2 separate regions of the Homo sapiens genome follow, and region 1 is linked to region 2. Evidence: chromatin contacts called from ENCODE Hi-C or POLR2A ChIA-PET data. All regions are on one chromosome and are shown on one strand. Each heading gives the region's core, a stretch centred on a gene start or an enhancer-like site at or near the end of the contact. The rest is flanking DNA. Distances are from core to core; before and after follow the strand shown.

What was found. Hi-C counts contacts between places; a loop is a spot of excess contacts on that map. ChIA-PET counts read pairs that join two places held with the same protein, here RNA polymerase II (POLR2A). Pooled maps may share reads with other maps.
Region 1: a pooled map shows a loop between it and region 2 (4-fold over the local background). The contact joins the enhancer-like site here to the promoter of PSMD6 in region 2. A Hi-C loop is called at or near these places in 1 of 50 pooled maps. POLR2A ChIA-PET finds 5 or more read pairs at or near these places in 2 of 52 experiments (BJ and PC-9).

The regions. Positions count from the first base shown.
Region 1 is chr3:64,666,711-64,671,018 of GRCh38, forward strand. The region is part of intron 3 of ADAMTS9 (ADAM metallopeptidase with thrombospondin type 1 motif 9); the gene reads right to left. Among named protein-coding and RNA genes, the nearest start is that of ADAMTS9-AS2, 16 kb to the right of the region's middle. Within about 2 kb of position 1,386, at least 9 of the 41 ENCODE cell types and tissues checked have a DNase peak (open chromatin) inside an H3K27ac peak, as active enhancers do.
Region 2 is chr3:64,021,351-64,025,051 of GRCh38, forward strand. It overlaps PSMD6 (proteasome 26S subunit, non-ATPase 6), which reads right to left and starts at 2,144. Exons shown (of 8, transcript NM_014814.3): 1 at 1,925-2,144; 2 at 968-1,173. The coding sequence starts at 2,069. It overlaps LOC105377121 (a long non-coding RNA gene), which reads left to right and starts at 2,725. Exons shown (of 3, transcript XR_940906.3): 1 at 2,725-2,801; 2 at 3,275-3,392. RefSeq lists enhancers at 1,446-2,068, 1,753-2,102, 2,069-2,690 and a silencer at 2,253-2,352.

The DNA of each region.
Region 1 (4,308 bases), core at 136-2,635, 640 kb after region 2:
CAGGGCATGACACAGAGGACAGGTCCAATACATATTTAACATAATAATAATTATTAGTGGTATTGTTTTACTTGTAGCATGCAAAACATCTGATCTTTATAAATTAGTATATTGACATTCTCAAACAAAACAATTTTGTTTTAGAAAGAATCTTTGATGGGGTGCAGTGGATCCTCCTGTAATCCCAGAAATTTAGGAGGTGAAGGCAGGAGGAATGCCTGAGGCTAGGAGTTCAAGACCAGCATATGCAACATAGGGATACCCTGTCTCAACAAAAATCAACCAAACAAATAATAGTGTGAGCTGTTGTTTTTTTGTTTTATTATTATTTTTTTAAGTGATGTGCCCAGTGTCAAGTAGTGCTACATGCACAGTGCTGACAGTAAATAAATACAAAGAGTGGTGGCAGAAGAGATTGTGGCTAAGACTCACTTTGGGCTGGCCTGAACCTTTATAAACTATGTTTCCATGAGAGTGGTTTATGGAACATTAGTCCCATAAGATAGTTCCAAAAACAAATCAATTAACTTTGCAAAACACTTAACACAGCATGCACATCTGGAACTTTCTCCATGCACATTAGCATTTTAAGAGCCCTGAGAAGTCTTGCAGGAAAGAAACCAGTTTACATGTGCTGAGTCGCATGATTGCCAAACTTACGGGATCTTTGCCAAGTTAAGAGGCAAGTGATGGGGACAGCACCATCACTAGAACTATAACAAGACGCAGGTGGGATGTGTGGATGGGCTTCCCTCTCAGGGAGAGAAGGGCGTGCGAGTGGAAGGCAACAACTGAGAAGCTTCTTGGCTTTTAAGGGGCGGTGGTGGGCAGTGGAAGGTGTCTGAGGGTCCCCTCAATACCTTCTAAGGGGGTGGGTGCCTCCAGCTACCTGGGGAGTTAAATTTGCTGACTTGGGCATGAGAGCTGGGTGCACTACCCCCAAAAGCCCTTCTGTGTCCTTTTCATTCTCCATTCTGTAGCTCCTTCAACTAAGTGTGATAACAACAATGACTATAGGCTATAATCATACTGGCCAACGTTTGTTGAGTTGCTTTTCTCTGTGTCAGGCACTCTCCTAAGCACTTCATATGGATTAACTTGATTATTCCTCAAAGCAACCCGATATGGTAGGAACTATTACCTTCATTTCAGAAATGAGGAAACTGAGGGACACTTGAAATAACTTGAGAAAATATTTAAAGTATCTATTTGAAGTAGTATAAGACGCTGAACATCCCAGGGCCTGTGTTTTACTAAGAGACTATTTAGTTTTGCTATTAATATCCTGCAAAGTACCCTTTAGGAAATGTTGGTTTCGATTCACTCCATCTCTTAGCAGTAGCGGGAGAGTGACCTTTCCGCCTGTCAGGGTGCCAACTGCCCACAGACACCCTGTCCTGGCTGCAGTGCACTTGCCATGGCTGCCTCTCAGGCTGCTTTGTGCCACGGCTTGGCATCTCCCAAGCTTGCACTCTCCAGTAGAAATAAAATGCAAGCCACACGTGAAAGTTAAGAATTTCTAGTAGCCACGTTTTTTTAACGTCAAAAGGAACAGATGAAATTAATTTTAATAATAGAGTCTATTGAACCCCATTATGCAAAATATTATTTCAACATGTGACACTAGCCACATCTCAAGGGCCTCCTGGTGACCGTATAGGATGGTGCATTCTAGGCAGGAAGTGTTTGCAGAGTGTATACCAGAGACAGCGTATTACGGGAGATAAGAGTGTGAGCTCGGGAATCAGAGAGACCCGTGTGTAAATCCCAGCTGCTCTGCATTCAATCTGTGTGACCTCTGGTGAGTCACTTCAGCCCTCTGTGCCTCAGTTTCCTCATCTGTGAAAAGGGAATAATGATAGTTCATGCCTAATAGGGCAGTAGGGAAGGTGAAATGACTTAGTCTACATAAAGTGTCGGAACAGGGCCTGGTGGGTAGGAAGTCCTCTGGAGGCACGGGCTGTGCTGACTCTCATTACTTAGAATGAGCAGCAGGTTAAGGCTGCTGGAACGAAGTGGCTCCCAGGCCTGCCGCTGGGATCTGCCTGCTATCTGACATTTCACTGCAGCTCGTGGGTGGCCCTGAAGCTGAATGTGGTGCCTGTGGTGGGTCTAGGTATCATTCTCATATCAGAGATTAAAGCGCAGTTGGGCTGGAGCTCTTTAAAAAGGCATCTAAGCAACTCGTAGGGAGTGTATCTCCCACATTCTTTTGATACACAGGTCTCCTAGTTTACAGGCACTGAGGACTGGTTTATAAGGCCTGCAGCTGAAACCCTTTTGCATCACAATGTCCATGTTCCATGACCACGGAAGTGAGTGACCACAGGGGCATGCTGTGCTCCAATGACCAGTGAACCTCACTGGTCTTCCTCCCCAGCCACAGGCCACCTTCCCCAATACCCTGGCCCAGCTCAGAAAAGGCTTGATTGGTTTATTTATTTTAAAATCATATTTGGTTGCTGTACACTCAACTCTCGATATGACAACTTAATCCCTTAAATGAATTGAAAGCTTTCTATCTTTCTCTATAAGCTTGAGACAACTTCTTGAACAGTCTCACCAGTTCATTCTTAATTATTCCCACACTTAAATACAATGGCACTTCCCAAAGCTCATTTGAGTCATACTTTTGAACATCCCCTTTCCAGGCACCATCTGCAGCTTTTCCTTTTGTTACAGCCTGGAAAGAACACAGGACTGGGAAGTAAGAGGCCTGTGTTCAATTTTGCCATTCATTCTAGCTCCAAGATTAGGAGTCCCTTCGAAGTTCTGGGCCTTGATCCTCTTATCCATAAAGAGAAGGCCTGGAATAGAAGTTCTCTCTAAAGTTTCCTCCAGTATTAAAAATTTATGAATTCTTATATTTTATAAGATAAAAGTGAATAATGATTAAAAATGAAGTCCTAAGTTTCCAAAGGGGCAAAACCCAACAGAGATTCCCCCTGAGCCACTGTCACTGTCAGAAAGTGTATGGATGAAACAGTCAGCAGGGTGGCAGGGTAGAATAAGACAGAATAACTCCAAAAGAGAGAGAACAACACAAAAGGAGTGGACTTTTGCTGATGTTAAATTATATTAAGGGGAGTACAGTCTACACATCTCCATTACTCACTGGGAAAATTTTATTTCGGACCTGCTAAAACAGATAATAGTTTCTGAAAAACCACTTCTATTTTCTCTAATCTGACTTGTTACAATGAAATAACATGAAATGTAAGAATTAGGAAACTGGCTTGAAAGAAAAAAAAGTATACAATCAAAGATACCGCTGGAAAAGCATTTAAATTGTCCACAAAGCACAGAATGGAAGCTTTCAGGATTTATGGAGTTATATATTCTATCCCTCTTCAGCAGCAGGGCATGTGGTCATAAGGACTGAATCTCATACTATTAATACCAAACTCTTCTACCTCTGTCTCTGTCTCAGTCTCATTGTCCCTCTGGCTCTCTCTTTCTCTCCTGTCTGCATGCACATACACACATGCAACATACATGCAAAACAACACAGTTGCATTCTTACCTATGCAGAGGCTCCCCTGGACCTGTTTTCACCCCTGAGCTAAGACAACACATTCCCATCAAAAAGTACACTGGTTGGACATGGAGAGTTGTGTTTCTGGATACAGATGAGCAATAAAAATAACAACTGCCTTTTCTCTTGGCCTAGACCATGGCTTTGAATAATAAATCCTAAATACACCTCTCCTATTCCATTTTTTGGGCAAGCTCTATACTGCATGCTCCACTATACTTTCTTGCTATGTAGTTCTGGGACTGCATGAAATCTACGGTGCATGAAGTATTGGCGATAAAATAAAGAAGCTATGTATGAAATAAGCATTTGCAAATTAAGAGACTTTTTGAAAGACAAGCCACAATCTGGGAGACAATATTTAAAAACTATATCTGACAAAGGACTTATATACAGAATAAAGAACTTTCAGACTTCAGTAATAAGAAAGCAAATATTCTAAGTTTTAAAAAATGGCTGAAAGACTTGAACAGACGCTTCACCAAAAAAGATACATGGATAGCAAATATGCACATGAAGAAATACTCAATATCATTAGACTTTAGGTAAATGCAAATGAAAACTACAATGAAATTCCACTAAACACCTATTAGAATAGCTAAACTTCAAAAAACAAAAGCAGAACAACAAAATGTTGACAATACCAAGTGCTGGAAAGGATGCAGAGGAACTGGAACTTTCATACCCTGCAGGTGGAGCTACAAAATGGCATAACCACTTTGAAAAATATATTGGCAGTTTCTAATAGAGTGAAACATACATTAACCACACAA
Region 2 (3,701 bases), core at 894-3,393:
ATGCTGAATGAAAAGGGCAAACAGGACTACACTAATACACTATGATCCTATGTACTTAAAAAAAAAATTCTGTAGAATTAAAAATTTCTGCAAGTATTAACTTTTTTAAAAATTGGTTCTTTCATTGAGCATTTATATTCTTTTACATATAAAATTTTACGTAAAAAAGATTTTATGACCGGGTGCACTGGCTCACGCCTATAATCCCAGCACTTTCGGAGGCCGAGACAGGTGGATCACCTGAGGTCAGGAGTTCGAGACTAGCCTGGCCAACATGTTGAAATCCAGTCTCTACTAATAATACAAAAAAATTAGCTGGGTGTGGTGGCGCACGCCTGTAATCTCAACTACTCGGGAGGCTGAGGGAGGAGAATCGATTGAACCCAGCAGGTGGAGGTTGCAGTGAGCCAAGATCACTCCATTGTACTCCAGCCTGGGTGGCAAGAGTGAAACTCCGTCTCAAAAAAAAAAAAAAAATTACCAAAAAGTTTGCATAAATGCACAATAAAAGAACTGAAAAGCCTATCCCTGGGCAGGTACAGAGTAAAGAAAGATAACAGAACTTCAGCATTTACTATACTGTTTCTTAGTTTCTGCTAAGTATTACTCGTGTAAAGTACTAAAGACACCAGAACCAGTGCTTCCCAACCAAGTGAGAAAACTGCTGAAAATGATCCCAATTTTGTAAAAGCAGTAAATAAAATTCTCTAGATGTACACTTACGTTTTTATCGGCATGGGGTGAAATGGGGAAGAATACAGCCCTAGCTGCTGTTTGGGGAAATGACAAGGCATTTCATGGAGACGACTTTTTCATCTTTACATTGATTCACCAGTACAAGCAAGCATGATTACCTTTATACTTTTTCTAAAACGAAGTTAATTTTTTTAATGAGAAACGATTACCTGGAATAGTCTCCAATTTTAGCCTATACTAACTACAGAGAGGGAAAACCATCTCTACTCACTTTGTCACCTATCCGGCAGAGGTACTCGGCCTTTGCCATCATTGCATCGCGAATTTCGCTCTCTCCTAGATTCTTCTCTGCATCTTCCAGCTCCTCATCCAAACGCTTCAACTCATCTTCATTTGCCTTCTTCATTTTATTGAGTAGGTCCACGTCTATCTGCCAGTCGAGGGATTTGCACAAGGCTTCATAGTAAGGAGCCATGTCTAACATGCAAAAAGAGGGATGTGTGAGTGGGGACACTTGTGCCCTCAAGTCAAAGTCTGCCCACGTATTTCACCCCCCGCCCCGCCACAAGTCATCCACCAGTCTCTTCCCCACTAACAGGAAGGCATGCGATGGCGCTTAATAATCGGCTTGGCAAAACATAAACGTATGCTGGTGGGAGGTTTGCGTGACGGCCAATCCTGGCAATGCCAACCTCTACTAGGGCTGGAGGGAGGGCAATCCTCGGTTTGCTCTTGCCGGATTCTGTTCCAAAAGTCTTCAAACAGGGAAAGACTTTTTATACACACATACTCACATACATATGTTCAAACATACACATTCACTACAGAAGGGCCAGAAAGAACCGAACCCAAATTTCCCTTCCACAGGCAAGCTGAACTCTCCCACAGGAATACCCCGCGCCCGGGAGCAGTCCCCACTGACAGAAAGTCACGGGGCCTTTACTCTGTGCCTAGCACAGGGGTAAATATTAATGCCTCACGATTCTCCCCCAAGCTGCCCTTACAGGGGAAGGCGGCACAGAGAGATGCAGACCCCGCTGAGGCAAGTCGAGGTCCCCCAGGGTATCCCCAAACCAAAGCAAAACCCTAAGGGCCGGAGAAGCCAGGCCTGGTCTCTGAGACCCCGTCAGAGGGGTCTGGAGCTCCATCAAAAAAAGTCCCCGCAGGCTCCGGAACGCGGGGACGGCCCAGGCCTAGGCCGCTGACTCGGCGCTCGTGCGGGCCTCACTGTTATCGCGGACGGCCGCCATCAGCTCGTCGCGCACGGCAGCGTCTCCGCGGTGCTCGGGCAGGCTGAGCAGGAAGCGCAGCTGCGCGATACGCAAGTCGGGGTTCTTGGGCAGACCCTCCTCCTCCAGGTTCTCCAGCGGCATCGCGGCGAAGGGGACAGCGGCTGACAGGACACAACTTGGTTACGACCGGCTGCGGCAGCGGAAGCGGGAGGAGTCGGCGAATACGCCCGGCCGCCTGCGGCCCGGCTTCCGGTCCCGTCTCCGCCGGCAGCGTCCTCTGCTGGACACCTCCGGGAACGCCTCACCCGGCCTGGGCGCCTGCGCCCCTGTGTGGTCACGGGGGCTTTTCCACCCTCAAGGCCCCCTGCGGAGTCCCAGAGTGGGTGCAGCCCAACTCAAAAGCCCAATTTCTTGAATCTCTTTCTCACTCCCTTTTTAGCTATTTTACTTTCCGTTTGTAACTGATGGGAGCTTAAAATTTTTTGAAAACTGAAAATGTAATAACAGCATTAATAAAAACAATCACCATAGTTTGTCGAGTCGTTACTCTCATTCATCTTATTAAAATCATCTTCATGCTGCGAGGTAGTACTATTAGCCTATTTAGTAGGTAAGACAAATGAGGCACAAAGAGGTTAGGGAAACAGACCAACCAAGGTCATGTAACAGCCATGTCGCAAGGCCTAAATGAAAACCCCTATCTAGAACTCTAAAATCCACATTCTTTCTGCGGTTTTAAGAAGAAAAAAAAACTGCACCCAGGATTCTACGTCATAGTACAACAGCATCATCGTTTTGTTTACACATAAATTAAATCATTACATGCCTGCATTTTCAGCTTCCTTTTGTTCACATTGCTACAGATCTTCAGAGGTGGTAATCTTTACATTAAATTCCTTTTTTTTTTGAAACGGAGTCTTGCCCTGTCACCCAGGCTGGAGTGCAGTGGCACAATCTTGGCTCACTGCAACCTCTGCCTCCCAGCTTCAATCGATTCTCCTGCCTCAGCCTCCCAAGTAGCTGGGATTACAGGCCTGCACCACCATGCCGGGCTAATTTTTGTATTTTTAGTAGAGACGGGGTTTCACCATGTTGGCCAGGCTGGTCTTGACCTTCTGACCTCAAGTGATTCCCCCGCCTCAGTCGTCCAAAGTGCTGGGATTACAGGTGTGGGCCACCATGCCTGGCCTAAATTCCATCTAATGGATTTACCATAATTTACTTTCACTCTTCCCTCTGTTAGAGGTGTCTTTAGGTTGACCAGAGTTTTTACTTACCTAATATAAAAACTTGGATGAAGACTTTGGATGTCTAGATCACTTCATGTTTTGCATCTTTTTCCTTAGCATAAAATCCCATGAAGGAATAACGGACAAAGGGAAGAAGGATTTTGTGACTTGGGGATATTTAATGTTAAATGGTTTTCCAAAAGAGCTGAACCAGTTTACACAGCTGCTGAAACAGGTGAGACTGCCACATCTCACAGGCAGTAGGCATCATCACATAATTTAAATCTATTATTTGTTTCTATAAAAATGAAACAAGCATTTTGAAGACAACTCAAATGATAGAGAAAATATGAAGAGTAAAAAAAAAATACTATTAAATAGCTCTCCACCACTGCTAAACTTTTGGTAAAAAACTTTCTAAAATTCTTTCATTTAGTCATTCAACAAACATGATTGCATGGTTACAAAGTACCAGGCACTGTCTTAGGCCTCAAGGACTCAGCAGTGAAGAGCACAAAGCCCTGTCTTTGGAACTTACATTCCA